Regions from separate parts of the Mus musculus genome. Here region 2 is linked to region 1. The links are chromatin loops, found by intact Hi-C in ENCODE. Cell type or tissue: heart. All regions are shown on one strand. Links, peaks and the distances in the headings refer to the core of each region. The heading gives the core; the rest is flanking DNA.

The links. A loop is a pair of places that touch in the nucleus more often than their neighbours do. Peaks named below come from ENCODE experiments on the same cell type or tissue, not always from the same donor. Only the 100,000 strongest peaks of a DNase experiment are listed, where the experiment ranks them.
Region 2: a loop joins it to region 1, with 3.0 times the contacts of the local background. A loop is called at or near these places in 3 of 42 quality-filtered maps.

The regions. Positions count from the first base shown.
Region 1 is chr8:47,382,273-47,390,272 of GRCm38, reverse strand. It overlaps a transcript of Stox2 not described here. Among named protein-coding and RNA genes, the nearest start is that of Gm22857, 54 kb to the left of the region's middle. In heart, for the core only: a CTCF peak has its summit at 4,238 (motif pointing right); a DNase peak (open chromatin) is centred at 1,942.
Region 2 is chr8:47,688,727-47,699,296 of GRCm38, reverse strand. It overlaps Gm31692 (a long non-coding RNA gene), which reads left to right and starts at 3,901. Exons shown (of 6, transcript XR_003947547.1): 1 at 3,901-4,229; 2 at 9,118-10,570. It overlaps Gm31638 (a long non-coding RNA gene), which reads right to left. Exons shown (of 3, transcript XR_378945.3): 2 at 8,464-8,557; 3 at 1-44. In heart, for the core only: CTCF peaks have their summits at 5,973 (motif pointing right) and 9,142 (motif pointing left); a DNase peak (open chromatin) is centred at 8,326; H3K4me3 peaks cover 900 bases; H3K27ac peaks cover 720 bases.

The sequences.
Region 1 (8,000 bases), core at 1-8,000:
AGGATGCAGTCGATCCCTGGGCATATTGTAAATTACTGTATGGAGTGATGTTAAAAATGGCGTAACATTAATCCACCGTCGTCCCTCACATGCATCCTGGGACTTGATCACAACCCCAAATAGTTACGACGTGCGTAGCCGTGCATCTTGTGAAACTGGCTACCAACTTTCTGTGAGGAGTGATTATTTATTTATTTATTTATTTATTTATTTATTTATTTTTTACAAGGTCCCCTTTGCTGTGGCTCTGCAAACTGGGGGAAAGCAGAGAGTGTTAAGTTTAGCAGCGTTACGTAACCATGTTGTTGGGCTCCAATGCTTCTCTCATTTCATTTTAATCAACTAACTAGGGTATATCTGGTTTTGTTCCTGTATGCACACGTGTGTGTCTTTTACTTTATACGCACGCATATTCTTGTATACACATCTCTGTGTTCCTGTACACACATGTATGTGCATTCCTGTATGTACATGGGTGAGTTTGTGTTCCTGAATGCAGGTGCATGTGTGTGTGTGTATTGCTGCTGTATGCACATATGTAGAGGCCAGAGGTTGAGTCTAGTACCTTAATCTGTCTCCCTCCATCCTATCTTTTTGAGACAAGGTCTCTCACTGAACTTGGCACTGGCCACTTTTGGCTTGGCTAGCTGCCCACTGAGTATCCAGGACCTGCCTATGTTTGCCCTTCCAGAGCAAGGTTATCATGTGAAGCACATCTGACTGTTTAACGGGTGTTGGGAATCTAAACCCAGAACGTGCACTGAATCGTCTTCCTGTTATATTTTACTTTTTGAGATAGGGTCTCACTGTGTAGCCCTGGCTAGCCTGGAACTCAATATGTAGGCCAGGTTGGCCTCAGACTTACAGAGAACTGCCTACCTCTTCTGCCTAGTGCTGGAATTAAGGGCGTGTGTTCTCATGTACTTCAGGGGTGGGGGTGGGGTGGGGGTGGGGTGGGGTGAGGGTGGTGGCTATTTTAAATTTTGAGAAGGTCTCATGTAGCTCAGGCTGCCCTCCAGTTTGTTATATAGCTAAGGATGGTCCTCTTGCCTCTACCTCCCCAGTGCTGGGATTTTAGGTGGCTAGTTTTTATGGTGCTAGAAGTTAAACCCAGGGCTTTGCACATTCAAGGCCAGCAATCTCTTCAACCAAGCTACAACCCCAGCCCATCCCCTCTATTTCAAAACAAATTCTTTCCCATTCTCTGCTTCCATTGGATCCTATTTTACTTTCCTAGTACACAGACCGTGTCTCCTCAAGTAAACTTCAGTCACATCTGATTGGAAAAGGCTGAGTGGAAGGGGTGAAAGGCTAAATTTTAAATAAATGACCACAAAACAGCATTGTGATTGCTGGGGGTGGAGGGTGGGGGTGGAAGTAGGGTCAGTGGGGTGTTTCTATTTGGCAAAATGACAAGTAAAGTTTATATTATTTTCTGTGCAGGAAACCAGATGAAAGCAAAAAAAAAAATGTGCAGTTTTAGGAATTTGAGGGTATTTGAGCTAATGGAGCGTGGAGTGCATATGACCTGCTATGCCGATTCTAGGCACCGTGGGGGATGCAGACGATGCTATGCGTGTGGTTCTAGCTCCTCAGTGTGCAAGGTTTTACCTGGGAGCTCAGATAACTGTAGGCAGGTAGTTAAACGTCAGAATGCGTTGCAGAGGGGACGAAGGGCTAAGCTGGCTCTCTGCCTCTATGATCAAGTACCTGAGGTACGCATCTTGTGAGGAGGAAAGAGTTCAACTGGCTCTCGGTGTGAAAGGCTTCTGTTCGAGGACACAGGTCTTCTCTGTTTTAGGCCTGCGGTGGGGGCCGGCACATCACAATGGGATATGCATGGGGGCAAAGGTGTTTCCCCTCGTAGTGTCCAGGAAGGAAGGGGGGAGGGACAGGAAAGGGTGAGGCTCCCAATATCTCCTTCAGGAACAAGCCTCTAATGACCTGCCTTTTCCAGTTGATCCTGCTCCTAAAGATCGCATCGTCTCCCGGGTCACCCTTCAGATCAATCACCATTTCCTAGTACAGGATAGTCAGGTGAGCTCACACTGGGCTTCAGACTGGCGGGATCACCTCAGGTCCGAGGCAGCTTTCGCAGGGAGCTGATTCTAGGCAGAGGCTTGCGTTTCATCAGTGTGTGTATAAGAAGCTATCTCTCCGTTGAGCTAGCACAGGTTGGGCATGTCTGCCCCTCCCCCCAGGGCCTTGGCTGTGTAGTCCCGGCTGTAGCTTCCATCAGGTTTAGTAGGTAGGATGGGAACACAAGGCCATTGGGAGGAAAGTAGGCAGAGGGGGTTGGGCTGGAAGAAGCAAGCAACAGAAAGCTGTTGGCTCCCAAGGCAGACCTGTGCTAGAGCAGTGGTTCTCAACCTTGCCAAGGCCGTGACCCCTTAATACAGTTCTTCGTGCTGTGCTGAACCCCAACCGAGAAGCTATTTTGTTGCTACATCATGACTGTAGTTTTGCTACTGTTATGAATCATGATGTAAATCGTTTTGGGGATAGAGGTTTGCCACAGGGGTTGAAATCCACAGGTTGAGAACAGTTGTTCTAGAAGATTCTCTGGGACCAAGAATGGCAGTAATTCAGACAGTAGAAGAAGGTGAAAGTGAGGCTCTTTCAGCCATTCAGTATCTGGGTAACTCAACTTTATTTTTCTCCTTCCCATTTGCAATCCACCATTAAACCATGCTGAGGTTTGCCATGTATTGTAATGCTGAATTCTGTGTCCCGGGATCTAGTTGCCTCAAGAGGAGTGGATTCTCACGTTTGCCAGCTTTTGTTGTGCAAACCTTGCTCCTTAATTTATAACTATTGGTTAATAAAGATGCTCCTGGCTGGTAGCGGGGAAGAAGAAAGGGAGATGGAGCTTTGGAGCTTCGGTTCTGGGCTTGGGGGTTGAGGAGAGGGAGGAGGAGGAGGAAGACGCCATAGCATAGGTGGATCACGAGTGTGTGACCGTGAGCTCGGCCTGCTGGAGTAGGAGTGGCCCAGGGCAGAACATGGCAAGTTTTATCTTGGGCTTACTGACAGGGAAATAGACTAGCATAGAAGGTTGTCATCTACCCAGATCTAAAGCTTTAAGGCTTATTATAAGTATAAAAATGTCATGTCTTTTAATTGGGAACTAAATGATCTAAGATGGGGTAGAAACCCCCACATAATGTTTACCCCAACAGGACCAAAAGATCCTGGCAGAAGAAAGGATGCTTTCTGTCCCTGTGCATTCTTACCAAGCACACTAGAGATGCTGGGATGCTAGCAAGAGAGGCAGTGGCTTTGCAAATAACTGGAGTTACAGATGACATGACTCGTCTGGCCCTCTCAGCAAAGCTGACACAGGCGCCAGGATCAGCACCAGAAGAGGAAAGTGAGGTAGAGTCGTAAAGGAAGCCTCGCCCCGTTCCCAGTTACCACATCTAGCATTTAAACTCGGAAAGCCTGCTGCAACCTGTACTTGGGTTAAAATTAAAAATCTATTTTAAATTAAAGCTGAAGATAGTGTATTGTTATGAAAAATATCACGGTGAGCAGCGTTCTGGTTTGCTGTCGTTGCTGTGATAAAACCAACTTAGGGCAGGCAAGGGTTTCTTTCAGTTTACAGAAAACCGCCACCTCACTCAAGGCAGGGAGCTGGAGGCAGAAGCTAGAGTATAGATTATGGAGGACCACTGCTCATTGGCTTGCTCCCTTTCTCATTCATCCCAGGCTCACCTGCCTAAGGGATGGCACTGCCCACAGTGGGCTAGGCCCTCCTACGTCAAGAGAATGCTCCCACAGACATGCTGTCTGATATAGGCAACTCTTCAAAGGAGGGTGCCTCTTCCACAGAGTATCAAGTTGACAGCAAAACTAAGCAGGACAAATGGACATAGGACATAATGAGCTTCTACCATCTCACCTCCCAGGATAGCGTATGGGCTATCTTTGTCCTAGGCACTTCCTCCTATTCCTTTGTCTCCATTCTTTATGTAGAAGTGGATCTCATGGATCTTTTCTGAAACCATAAATACCTTGTAACTTTTACTTAAAGTTTATGCTGTCATCACACCTAAAAGTATATCTTTAATATAAGCTTCTTTTAATATAAACTATTCAGTTTTTAAACATTTATTTTGGTAGTTTATTTGTTTAAGTTAGTAATCAAACAAAAATAGCTCAGTTTTTTAAAAAAAGATTTATTTATTTATTTATTTAGTATACAGTGTTCTGCCTGCACTTATGCCTGCAGGCCAGCAGAGGGCATCAGATCCCCCATTACAGATGGTTGTGAGCCACCATGTCGTTTGCTGGGAATTGAACTCAGGACCTCTGAAAGAGCAAACAGTGCTCTTAACCTTTGAGCTACCTCTCCAGCCCTAAATAGCTAGCTTTAATAATGTTTAAAAATTTTTTTTTCTTGAGCTGGGGTTAGGGGTTCATGCCTTTTATTGCAGAACTTTGGTAATAGGCAGGTAGATCTCTATGAGTTCGAGGCCAGCCTGGTATACCTAGGACAGCTGGGGTTACATAGTGGGACGCTGTCTTAGAAATAAACAAACAAACAAACCCGGAAGGTTTCTTCTTATTTTTATTTATGTGCATGTGTGTATGTCTGTGTGAGTGAATGGCCCATGTATGCAGGTGCATGTGGTGGCCAGAAGAGTTCACCGGGGCCCTCTGAGCTGGAGCTACAGATAGTTGTGAGCGGCTTGACGTGACTCCTGGCAACCTAACTCACATGGAAGAACAGTGTGCGCTCTTAGACAGGGAGCCCTCACCTCAGCCCGTAGTAATGGTTTTCAAAGCAGCGTGCCTGGAGGTTCTGTGTGTTATGGCACTTGATTTACTGTTTTCTCCATGCGTCTGTTTTGCAAGACACAGTTAGAGGGTGGCGAGAGATAATCTCCCGGTGCTGTCATCTGGCCATGGTGATTGATTGGACTCAGAAAAACACCCTCTCTTGGCTCCTTTTATCTCTAGAGTTATGTCTTGGTGATTGACGCAAGATAAAGCTACTGATGGAGATGGGGAAGGAGGAAGAAACCACCCTAGGGAGAAGCCCGGGGCTGGTGTGTGGCATGTGCTGGGCACCTCCTTGCTGGGCTGTCATGCCTGTCTTCTTTCTCCCTTTCCCTCATCGTCTCCACCCCTTCCTCTCGCTGCTTCTTTGAATGACATCTGGAACATCACCATGTTGACTTGCTCCTTAAATGAATGTTCATAGACACTTGAGGGTGTGCTTCGCTAAGCAACGATAACCGCTTCTTTGCCTAGGTGGAGTGAGGGTGGTGGGGTGAGCTATGCATTGGAGACAACCCAATGGCTGACAGGTCTCAGGGTGTTGTTCTAAGTGACTTATTTATTTATATGTTATGAGCATTTGCTTGCCTGTGTATGTGTACCACATGAGTACCTGGTGCAAGGACAGTAGAAGAGGGTGTCAGACCCTCTGGGCCTTGAGTCACAAGGAGCGGCAAGCTGTCTGCCTGCTGTGGGTTCAGGGAACCTAACTGTGTCCCATGGAAGAGCAGCATGTGCTCTGAACTACGGATCCATTTTTTCAGGTACCCAGGTTTCAGTTTTTTGATATGTGTGTTTATTATTCTGTCTGGCCCTACACACTGAAAACTTCTTGCCAACTGAGCTGCCATTTAGTGACTGGAAAAATGAAGTTTAGTGAGATATTTCTGCTTGCTTTAAGATCATACACTCTGTTTGCAGGGTGTGTGTTGGGGGAGGAATCTTGCTTGCAAGTTTCAGTGTAGAGTACTGGGACTTGCCTTAAGCTTAGTGGAATATATAATATTTAACTGAGACCACCTTTTAAAACTAGACAGAGAATCATGGGTAATCTATACACACGCGCACGCGTGCACACACACACACACACACACACCCCTGGAACCCAATCTGCTACTGTACACATGAGTTTCATTAAAGTTCATTTCATCTGTGACAGGCGTGAGAAGGGAGGCAACTTGGCTTTGGTGCCAGCTAGGGGATTAGAATGGCAGATTGCTTACTCTGCTGTTTTCTAAGGGCATTTGTGAAGCTGACTGAAACTCTTCAGAAGTTATCTTGCCAGCAGGAATTAAGAAATGAGAGATTTTATAAAAAAATAAACTTTTACTCCTGTCCTGCCCAAAGAAGTGGTATCCTTCTATTAAGTCTATATTCATTTTTCTCTTTGGTGACAGAAATTAAATTTCATTTTTGTCTGAGTAACTTTCCAGGCTCCTTATAAACTACGATCAAAACCAAATCAGGAGTTGATTACATTGCCTTTGAGATACCGAGTGAGTCTGTTATACTCTAAAACTTGTCTTCCAACATACTTTGAATTTTTTTTTTTTTTAAAGTTAAAACCATGAATCTCGGTTCAATAGTCTTTAAGATGGTGGCACGATTGTGTGTTGTTTGTCGCAGCAAGAGGTTGGAGATCGTGGGAAGAGGGAGTTTCAGTTCCTTTTAGCCAAAGCTTTCAGCTCAACGCTGTTTCTCTTTTGCGTCTCAGTGTTACAGCTGCAAAGCCCACTGCTGTGTTTGTCTGTTCCTGGAGAGCATCTGTGTACAAGGCGGTTACTTTTCCATCTGCTTGGGTCTAGCAGTAGGTTTTCCTATGGATCCGAGTGACACTGGGTGGCTGAGGCTTAGAGAAGGTGGACTTTCCGGAAGTTCTTGTGTTAGACCATTGGTGCTGGTCAGGGCAAACTGCCTTCCATCTCCTGATGTCTTTATGAGTAGAGGTCTTGGTCACTGTCAACCATCGATAGTCACTCTGCTGTGCTATAGAACTGGACCTGACTCCTCCTCTGCTCACATCTTGACATCCATTCTCCAACCTGCCTCTATTCCTCATCCCCCACCCTTTCCAACCTCCGGGGGGGGGGGGGGGTCAATGTTCCACTCTTGAGGTCAGTTTCTTTTGCATTCACTTGTGGGGGAAACCGTCTTCCTGTCTTCTTTTACTTAAAACGATGTCTACCAATTCCACCCATTTTGCTGTAAATAAAAAGGTTGCATTTTTAAAAATGTGGGTCCCATTTCTACCATATGTCAACATTGTATGACATTATTTATATATTGAGTTATTATGCTGTCATCCACAGATATGTGCAATTATTGCCTGTCAGTTAAAAAGAGAAAAGTGGTGGAGCTAAGACTCTTCCTTGTGCTAGGTCATTGCTCCTTGCAGGGTGTCCTCTTGGGAAAGATCATGGCTGTTCTCATGAGACGCTAGCACTCTGTCTTTGTTAGGGTTTCACGGCTGTGAACAGACACCATGACCAAGGCAACTCTTACAAGGACAACATTTCATTGGGGCTGGCTTACAGGTTCAGAGGTTCAGTCCATTATCACCAAAGTGGGAACGTGGCAGCGTCCAGGCAGGCATGGTGCTGGAGGAGCTTGGAGTTCTACATCTTCATCTGAAGGTTGCTAGCAGAAAACTGACTTTCAGGCAGCTAGGATGAGGGTCTTAAAGCCCACACCCACAGTGACACACCTACTCCAACAGGGGTCACACCTTCTAATCAGACCACTCCCTGGCCCAAGCATATACAAACCATCATACACTGCCTGGCTTCCTTTCTTACCACATGATCTCTTCCTCATCTCTGTCTATCTCTATATCATCTATATCTGTCTATATGTATGTGTATATCTGTCTATCTGTCTGTCTATCTATATCTATCTATCTATCTATCTATCTATCTATCTATCTATCTATCATCTGTCTGTCCATTTGTCTACTGCCTTGGTGCCATCTATCATGAGATGATTCAGCCATGATGCCATTATGATTGACAGAGCCCAATCTATGATGCTTGGACTTTCTACCTCTAAAACTATAAGCTAGGTAAACTTCTTTCCTTTATTAATTATCCAGCTTCAGATATTTGGTGATAGTAACATAAAATGAAGTACAGTACATAACACACTTAAAATTTCATACAGTGCGGGCATGCACGCCTTTAATTCTAGCACTTGAAAGGCAGAGGCAGGCAGATCTCTGACTT
Region 2 (10,570 bases), core at 1,213-9,212, 310 kb before region 1:
ATAGTCTGCATCATCTTGGGTATCAGTGTTCTTAGGTACAGGGTCTGATCAAAGAGAGACAGACACTACAGGATGTATTGAGGTCTCTTAGTAGCAGGGGAGGAACGGTCTGAAGGACTGAACCTGAACTACCCTGCGCTTTTATTGATTGTCACACAAAAGGCCTTTTTAGCAAGTCAATCCCCAAATACCAAAAACCTCTTACCTGATCTAGGAGTCCTCTTGGAAACCATTACCTAAGCAAACACAGTCATTATAAGAATTCCAGGTTTGCCAGGAATCTCATGACTGAGGTCATGCTAAGGCTCTGAAATTCCCACGGAAGAACAATCCCATAAATTCAGCTAACAATCACTGAATGTTTATAAGAGATTACTACAAGGCCTAAATGATCACCGCTCTGGAGTTCATGCCAGGCACAGTGGCTCTTCGAAAACTTCTGCACTAAAGAACTTCCCTGGCCAACGACTACCCCATCCTTCCCACTGAGCTTTAGACAACCATGTGGCTTTTGGGGGTGCCTTTTTTTCCCCAGTCATGCTCTGTAACTGGTGTCTTAGTGCCTTCCAAATCTATAAGATGTTCAAAGATTGGGATTGTATAATGAAAGCTTTTACAGAGAAGGACCACTGAAGGCCACCACCCTCCATTCCAAGAATGTATAGTCAGTAGTTAAGAGGATACTAAAGGGCCGGGCGTGGTGGCACATGCCTTTAATCCCAGCACTTGGGAGGCAGAGGCAGGCAGATTTCTGAGTTTGAGGCCAGCCTGGTCTACAGAGTGAGTTCCAGGATTCCAGGGCTACACAGGGAAACCCTGTCTCGAATAACCAAAAAAAAAAAAAAAAAAAAAAAAAAAAAGAGGATACTAAAATATGTTAGCAAGGACCAATAGAACATGAAAAGGTTCCAGTCCTTCTCAATTGTCTTATAAAAATAATATTGGGAACAATGGATGGATGGATTGAGTGTACTTATTTAGCAGTTTATAATCCATAATCATTTTCCTTGAACCGTCCCACTTTCTTATCCTGGGGTGCGACAATGGAGCTGTGTGCATGTCCCACACTGAAGGCCCACTGGGGTTGACACAAGCTGCTCAACATGGCCCAGGACTAAGGGTGTTTAGGGACACATGTGCTGCCAGAGCTGGCTCTATGGAGCAGACGGTCTTTGCACCAGCATTGAGGTACGACTCCTGCTTTTTTCCACTACCTTTCCCTCAGCCATATTTGTCAGCTGAGTGGGCTACCCCACCAGCATAGTCTTTTTGCAAGAAGAAATGAGTACAGCTTACTCTGTGGTGGTAATTGTGCAACTCTGGGACAAGCATGGTCTTTTCAACTCGCCTTGTTCTGTTATTTATGCCTTCAATGAACTGTTGCCCAAGTCTTAGCCTTCCAGAAGCTCACAACACAGTATTTGGCTTTCTGTCAATGTTTGCTCCTAGGAACTCCTATTGGCCCACATCTTGTCATGTTAGCCTTTGAGCAAGGCTAGCAGACCCTTTTGTCTGAGACTCCCTTCCCTTCTCTTCACTAGATTGTTTTAGCATTTATCAACCCAATCTCCATGCCAATTTGAATTATTATGATTGTACACTGCCTCTACTTACTTATAAAGATCATGTTCCACCAGGCGTGCAACAAAACCACTTAGAATTCAAAACTAGTTCTGTAGTGGTGTGGATGAGAATGGCCCTCATGTGTTAGAATTCTTAGTCTTGGGGTAGTGTAATTGTTTAGGAAGGATTTGGAGGTGTGGCCTTGTTGGAGGAAGTAGAGCTAGAGACAGAGTTACAAAAGACTCTATTTTCCCGTGTGCCTGCTCTCTCCCTGTTTAGGGGTTGATATGTAAGCTCTCAGCTCCTGCTGCCATGCCCTTGCTTTGCCACCAGAGACTCTAATCTTCTGGAACAGTAAGACCAATTAAACTCTTTCTTTTATAAGTTGCCTTTGGTCGTGGCATTTTATCACAGCTAAGACAAGTCCCGAGGTCTCTGCTGAGCCATTTTCTTAGTTCTCCTGTAACCATAATCCTATCAGTCCCACTAGGACTGGGCATCAAACTTGCTTGTCTCAAGCCTCCCTTATTATCTTCCAGTCCCCAGTATCGGCAGGGACTTTAGCTAGCAATAACCGAGTGTCCTTGATGATTCCTATAAGCCAATCCGGCAGAGGCCCGTTTCCCTCATATTGTCTCAGCTAAAGTGGTCTTTGTTTCAAGGGAGGATGAGTTCTATGAGAACTATAACTTAGTTCCTCTGCTTCTGTGATACTTAGACTGTTTCTATCTGCCTGCGTGTCCACAATCTCACAAACCAGGTTGTGAAAAGTTCCTCTAGCTTAAAAAGTCTTTCCCAGTTCAAGCAGTTCAGAGGTAGAGTAGTCCTTGGCCATCAGAGTTTCCTGTCCCAGGCCATTACCAAAGCCCTCCTCTGTATGCTGAATCACGGATTTTCGCTTCTTCCATATTGAGGAGCCGACTCAGGGAGTATCTTCTCTCACTTCTTCCTGCTTCCTCCATCTTCACCACCCAGACCTTCCCATGGGTTCTGGCCTCGAACTCAGAAATCTGCCTGCTTCTGCCTCCCAAGTGCTGGGATTAAAGGCATGTGCCACCACTGCCCAGCGGAACTCTCTTTTTGCTGCCCTGCCCTTATCCAGATGTAAGAAGCAGCCAGCCCCTCCATTTCATCATCTCTTCCATACAATTTACTTGAATCAGGGGACAATATGGAGGATGCTGTCCATACGTCCCTTTCCCTTTTAGACGCCTCCCTTACATGAGCACACCTCCCCTCAGGACCATCTTGTCCTCGGTTGCAAGTCCCTTTATGCCCAGGAGTAGCCACATCAACATGACTGCTTGTCAGCAGTCTTGTCCCATATACGATGCTCTCAGGGATGGCAATGTATTCTCCTGTCATTCAGTCAATTTCAGGGCATCCTTACACTCACATGGTGGATGCTACTCACCGTGGGATGCTCTCCGTGACACTCCAACATGGCTTAGCCATTTCGGTTGAATGTCTTACTATCTACAGCAACAGTCATGCCACCACCATGGTAGCAAGAAGGCACACCATCATGTTGAGCTTGTTCAGGACGGTCACGTTCAATTACACAAATACTCCAACCTCAGTTGCATACTTTGCTACCTAGAACAGGGCCATGCAATAACCCTTCCCAAGTTGGTCTCTGTTTTGTTATGCTCTGCATTTTGGTGCAGTGATGGTGTCTTAGTGTGCTTTCTGTTGATCTGATAAACCCTTCTGACCTTTGGGCCAAAGCATCTCAGAAAAGAAAGAGTTAATTTGCTTTACACCTCCATACCACAGTCCATCATTGAGGGAAATCAAGGTGGGAACTCGTGCAGGATGCTGGAGGCAGGAGCTGATGCAGAGGACATGGAGGAATGCTGATTACTGGCTTGCTCCTCATGGCTTGCTCTGCTTGCTTTCTTATATAACCCAGGATCACCAGCCCAGAATAACACTAGCCTCAGTGCTCTGGGCTCTCAGCCCTCCCACAACAATCCTTTATCAAGAAAACGCACCATAGACTTACCAGAGGCCAATCTGATGGAGGTGTTTTCTTAACTGAGAATCCTGATTCCCAAATAACTTCAGCTTAGTCAAGTTGAAAAAAAAAATCCACTACAGATGGCTAGTTTTAAATACCAGCTTGTCAGAACCTAGACTCACTAGGGTTTTTGTTGAATAATCCCAGGGCTTGTGGGCGTGGCGTTATCCTCAATGCCTCAGCTCAAAATTCCTTTTTTAAAAAGTACATTTTAGAATTAAGTAACCACAGGATATATGAGGATCCAAAAGTCTTAGTTTTACATAAACGACATTAGTGTGTGTATGTGTGTGTGTGTCTGTGGTCACGCATGTTCCACAGCACACATGTGGAGGTCAGAAGACAACTTTGTGGAGTCAGGTTGTCAGGGTTGCGTGGCAGGGGCTTTTTCCCACTGAGCCATCTTGCCCCTGATCTCCTGCTTAAATCTTTCCATCCACCTCCTCCTTCCTCCTGTCTCTTCATCCCTGTCCTGGCTTAAGCCTTTCCTTTCCCAGTATCCCCTGCTCTTCTGATTTCATATCTTGTGTGTTCTGCTCGTCCCTCCCTCTCCGGAGCTCTTTCTAGTTTCTTGTTCTCTATAGACACTTCAGAATTAAACAAATCTACGCATGCAAAGCTGGGATCTGCGTATGAAAGAGAACGGGTAGGTTCTGTCCTTCTGAGCCCCAGTTATCTCGGTAGTGATCTAGCTCCACCCACTTTCCTGGGAATAATTCCGATCATGCATCCCTGATTTTGAATTTCCTAGCTATTGAATGACCACAGATGTGCAAGCGGCTCTGTAGGATACAGACCCCTTTGGGTTCATGTCCAGGGATGACATACAGTCTTCTTTAGGTTTTATGAGAAATGTCCACACTCATCTTTATAATGGTCACACTAATTTACACACTCACCATCAGGGAAAGGACTCCCCTTCCCCCACATCCTCACCAGCATTTGTTAAAATACCTTTCAACACCTCTTCATGGCTAGAACGATGCTTTGTATCTTCTGCTCCGCCCGAGAACTTGAATTTTAAGGATTTTATTTAGTTATAAACTATTATTTATTTATCTACATAATTTTATGTGTATGGGTGTTTTGCCTGCATGCATGTTTGCACACCATGTGTATGATGGTAACTGGGGAGGCCAGAAAAGGGGAGTAGATTCTCCTGGAACTGGGGTTTCAGATGCTTGTGAACTACCATTCAACCTAAATTCTCTGGAAGAGTATAAATAAATAAATAAATAAATAAATAAAATGCTAATAAGTAAAAAGTATAAAAATAGCATTAAATATGTTAAAGGATGCCAATAGTGTAGATGAAAAAACTGAGTTCTAACTTTCATCCAAGTTCCCCTAAAAGACCACCAACATGCTTAGGGGTAATAAAGAATGATATACTGTATATAACATGTGTTATGAATAAAAGTAATTTTCTTCCATATTTAAAACTATAATGAGGAGTTATATTACATTTGTTTGTTTGTTTGTTTGTTTGAGACAAGGTATCTCTGTGACCAGGCTCTGTAGACCAGGCTGGCCATGAACTCAGAGATCTACCTGCCTCTGCCTCCTAAGTGCTGGGATTAAAACCGTGTACCACCACCACCATGCTAAAATAAGTTTTAAACCAGACTCTGCTATTTTTTCTTTTTCTCCTCCACTGTTGGAGACTGAACCCAGAACTTACTCATCATTTTTTATTTCATGGCAGTTTTTCCGTGTGTTTTTTGTGTGTTTGGGTGTGTGTGTGTGTGTGTGTGTGTGTGTGCATGGACAGACGGGAGGGGGGCAACTGGAGTGGGGGAAATGGAGGGTAGTGGTGGGGGTTGTGGGAGATAAAGCTTGTCCTTACAACGAATGGACATCTGGGGTGAGAATGGCCAGGATGCTAGCTAGCATGGGGCTTGGAAATGTGTAATGGGTGCTTGTGAATAGGCACTGAAGGGGCCGGGAAGCCAATATGGACTTGGATATGCTGACAGCTGTCACAGGTATAAACCAATGAAGAGCCACATTTCTTCTGCCAGAGGCAAGGGAAATGACTCCTTTTGGTGGGAGCCTATTTCATAAATTCCCAAGGAAGGTTGGCTTTAATCTAACCATCAGAAATCCTTCTTGGTTTCTGAAGTCCAGTTTGCACTGAGCCTAGTCTCAATGTTGGACCAAGTCTGTGGGGCCTGCCCTTTTAGAGGGAAATGGGGTACCCTTTGGACCCTTCAGGTAATTAAACTCACATTGTCAGGCTTAGAAACAAATTCCTTTACCCTCTCACTTTTTAGTGTTCTTTCTAGGGTAAAAGCACAAACAAACAGACCCTTGGTTCCCTGGGTTACAACATCCTGCCCCAGAAAGTTCAGGCATAAGTGGAATGTCCAAAGAGGAGATCCTTTGGCCACCAGGGGGCAGCATACAGGCACGATTGCCTAAGAAATAAACTTCAAAAGCAAGGAAAAAGAAGGCGGCTTATTTGGGAAAACAAACAAACAAACAAACAAACAAACAAATATTGGGCATTTAATGTGTCAAATACATTAGGATTACTTTAACATTTTGCTTCCAAATTTACTAATAGGTTAGCTTTTTCCTTTTGAACACACAGTTTTTCATCTTTTTTCTAACCTACATTTCTGCTATTAGTCATATTTGTTTCTTTCTTTTTCTCCCTTCCTTCCTTCCTTCCTTCCTTCCTTCCTTTCTTTCTTTCTTTCTTTCTTTCTTTCTTTCTTTCTTTCTTTCTTTCTTTCTTTCTTTCTTTCTTTCTTTCCCTCCCTCCTGTTTCTTTCCTCTCCCTCCCTCCCTCCCTCCCTCCTTCCCTCCCCTCTCCCTCCCTCCCTCCCTCCCTCCCTCCCTTCCTTCCTTCCTTCCTTCCTTCCTTCCTTCCTTCCTTCCTTCCTTCCTTGTCTTTCTAATGTTAACCTTGGCTGGCCTGGAGATCAGCATGAAGAGCAGGTGGGCCTTGAACCTGTAGAGATCCATTTTCTTTCCCTCCTAAGTGCTTGGAGTAAGGGTTGTTCCCTACCACACTTGATAGTCTCACTTTTGGGTGGATGACAGTTCACAGAGGTTCTGATTACTGTCACCATTAGCCATTCTTTCTGTAGACACTCCGGTTTTCTGTGCCTTCTCTTCCTTCCTTCAGAGCACACATCCTTGACACGTTCTTCATCCAGATTTATATGAATCTTTAGAGATTCATTTTCATCCTTTAGCTCTCGTGTTGAGAACTTTTATCTGCACAATTATACAACATATGACCTTTTGATGGAAATTCTGAATTCTTCAGTGACATTTTTGATGTGCCGACTAAATAAATGCACCATAAGTCAATGATGCCCTCTTTTACTCTTTTATTAGTTTTCGTTGTCTGTAAATTCTGACTACTTGATTGGTTTCTACAAGCCAAAAAAATATATAGTACTTTATAGTACAAGTGCTCTCGAAGTAGTACCCAGAGCGAGAATAAAAGTAAAGGTGTTAGTATCGTCAGTTCTCTGGTTCTCTTATCTGTATTATGTGTGGATGTGTGCGTGTGCGCGTGTGCGCATGAGAGCAGGGGCCCTCAGAGTCTACAGGCATCAGATCTCTCTGAAGCTGGAGTTACAGGTGCTTGTGGAGCTGCCCAACATGGGTGCTGGCAACTAAACTCAGGTCCTTTGGAAGAACTGTGGGCGTGTAGTCTAGGCTCCGCCCCACAGTTACCTGGCAACAGCTGCGTGTGCCTGGCTCATTATAAAAGGGGCTGCTCTTTCTTGCTCTGTCCTCTTGCTCCTGCTCGCCCCCCCCCCCCATTACCCTCTCCACTCTCTCCCCACGTGCTCATGGCCCGCCTCTACTCCTTTCTCTCTCTCTCTGCCTTTCTCTAACTCTACTTCCTCAACTCCCTTCCCCATTGCCCTGAATAAACTCTATTCTATACTATAACGCCCTTGTCGTGTGGCTAGTCCCTCACGGGGAAGGGATGGCTCAGCATGGGCCCGCAGAGGCACCCCACCGCACAGCCACCAAACACATTTCTTCTTGCCTTATCTTTTTATAAAACACAAGTACAATATATCCACTGTTATCTCTCCACATTATATCACGTGATATCTGTTGCTAAATCAGAACACAAGATGCAGTTTGCCTCAACAGTGTGTGTGTGTATGAATATGTGCGGTGTATGTGTATGTATGTGTGCTGTTGCACGTGTCTAGAGGACATTGGGTGGTCTGCTTTGCCACACTCCACCATATAGACCTCTGTGAGACAGGGTCTTTCACTGAGCCCGGAGCTAGGTGAGGCCAGCAAGACCGGCAGCCTCAGTTTTCCATCCGATAAAGTGTTGGTCAGGTCCAACATTTTAAGTGGATTTTGGGGCCTAGAACTGACACCCTCATCCTTGTGTGGCAAGTCTGTCTTTTTTTTTTTTTTTCTCGAGGCAGGGTTTCTCTATGTACCCCTGGCTGTCACTTGAATTCAGAGATCCCATTTGAATTCTACCCTCCCAAGCGCTGGGATTAAAGGCCTGCGCAGCGCCCCGTTAAGCCACCTAGTTATAAACTTTTCTCAGAGTTTAAATCTCATGGCGATGGAGTCAAAGCTAAAGGAAAAACTTCAAGAGTGTACGTCCTGTGCTTGAGGAAAACGAAGCTGGGTGTGGGTATTTATAAAACCACGCGAAGTAATAATGGGAAAGGAAGGGGACGGGAAGGTGCCGGACTGAAACCTGCTATTTCGTCACAGGACCGGGCAAGCGCCCAGCCTGTCCTTTGTTCCCTTTGTCAAAGTATCCCCTCTTGCCAGGAAGAGACCCAGTCTCGACCGAAGGTGGGGAAGGTGTTCCGACAAGCTAGCGTCCTGACTCTCACTTTTCCTGGGTTTCCTTTACTTAGCTTTCGGTAACTTACCGCAGCAGAAGTCCAGATGCAAATTTAGGGTTTCTCTTTTAAGTAGAACTGTGGCTTAGAACCGCAGGGGCCATTGTGCTGACTGTCAGTGCCACTGCAGAAAAATAGGAAATCCCACAGTGAGAAAACAAAAGGCGCTAAGGGAAGCAATCGGTTTTGGTGCAAACTGGAATGCAGAAGAGAAGAGCCCACCGGCGATTAGAGCGCCTACCTAGTTGTCTTCTCCCAAGGGTCGTCTACTAAGGAAATATTTTTTAAAACTAGAGAAAAATTGATAAGCATGAGATGGCCATTTAACCCTTATATTTAAGAAAAAGTCTAAAACCAATCCGAATAACCAAGGACAGGACTGTTTTCAAATGATGGAATTTTATTTACCCATCATTTAAATGCAAATTAATATATACGTTGTAAATTTAATTATAAAAAGATACACAGTAGAAAAAGTGTTGGGCAGAAATATGACAGTAGTATAAGTACTTTATTTGTTTTGACATATGTTCTCAAGTAATCCAGGTTGGCCTCAAACTTATTTCTGTTTATGTAAAACAACGTCTACCCCCAATCAATGCTATTTGTAATATCAAAATAGTTTTCACTTACACCAAGATAGTTGACCTTTCAAGAGGTTTTTTAGATTTCTTTTTCTTTCAGGTATTCATACTGCAGATGGTTGTGCGCCACCTTGTGGGTACTGGGAATCAAACAGAGGCCCCTCTGCGAGAGTCATAAGTGCCCTTAACCGCTGAGTCATCTTTCTAGCACAGGAAAATAGACTTTTATTAGGAAGTGAAGACCCGCCTTCAGTGTTCAGTCGATGTCTGACTACAGCACCAGATCCCAGCGTTTTGGAGATGCCAGTACCATGGGATGACCACCGAGAACAGCAGCAGCAGTGGAGGGGAGCTATCCAAAGCCTAGGAGACGGGCTGCGTGAGCTGCAGAGGGTGGATCCAGAGAAGTGGCCCAAGCCCTGGAGGAGCCCAGAAGATCTTGAGTGACTCCCAGACACTGGACACTGCAGTTACACAGTTGAAGTTTGGTTTTGCTCCGTTCAAATTGTGACTGTGCCCTGTCCCTTCCTGCTAAGTTTCAAATCAGGGCCAAGGCTGAGGCGCCTATTTAACATATCAAAGCATATCTGGCCTCCAGGTCCTTTCAGCATCCTTCAGTCCCTACTGGGTACGGATGTGGATGCCATGCCATGCTAGTTTGATACTGGCTAGTTTGATATCAACTTGACACAAGCTAGAGTCGTCAGTTAGGAGGGAGCCTCTGTTGAGAAAATGCCTTCAAAAGATCAGTCTGGAGGGCATTGTCTTATTTAGTGATTGATGGGGGAGGGCCCAGCCCATTGTGGATGGTGTTATCCCTGGGCTGATGGTCCTAAGTCCTATTAGAAAGCTGTCTGGGAAGGAAGCCAGCACCCCTCCACGGCCTCTGCATCAGCTCCAGCCCTGCCCTCCAGGTTCCTGCCCTGTGGGAGTTACTGGCCTGACTTTCTTCAGTGATTGACTACCGATGTGCAGGTGTAAGCCAAATACACCCTTTCCTCCCCAACTAGTTTTTAGTCACGGTGTTTCATTGCAGCAACTGAAATCCTAAGGCACAGGGTCTCCCTATGTTGTCTTGGCTGGCCTACAGTTTTCTGTACAGACCAAGCTGCGCTTGAACTCCCAGAGGTCCACCTGAATCTGCCCAGAGTGCTGGGATGAGAGGCGTGCACCACCATTCACTTTTCTATGTCCATCAGAAAATACATAACAGTATGTGTGCACATGTGTGTCACAGTGCGTGTTTGGAGGTCAGAGCACGGACTGGGCTGTGGGCTCTAGCCGTTCACCTTGTTTGAGACAGGCCCTCTTGTTGACCTAGGAGCTCCAGAATTGCAGATGTGAGCCTGTGGGCTTCACATGGACTCTAGGGATCCAAACTCAGGGCCTCACTAGGGGTTCACCCACTGAGCCGGCTCCCGACTTCTCTATTTAAATTTTAATAGTCTCATATGACACTGGAATGTTCCCTCAGACTACATGACAGTTTTATAGGAAGCTGGAGAACGGCCCTTTCCTTCCTCCAAGGGAGACCAGTGGTTCTCAACATGTGA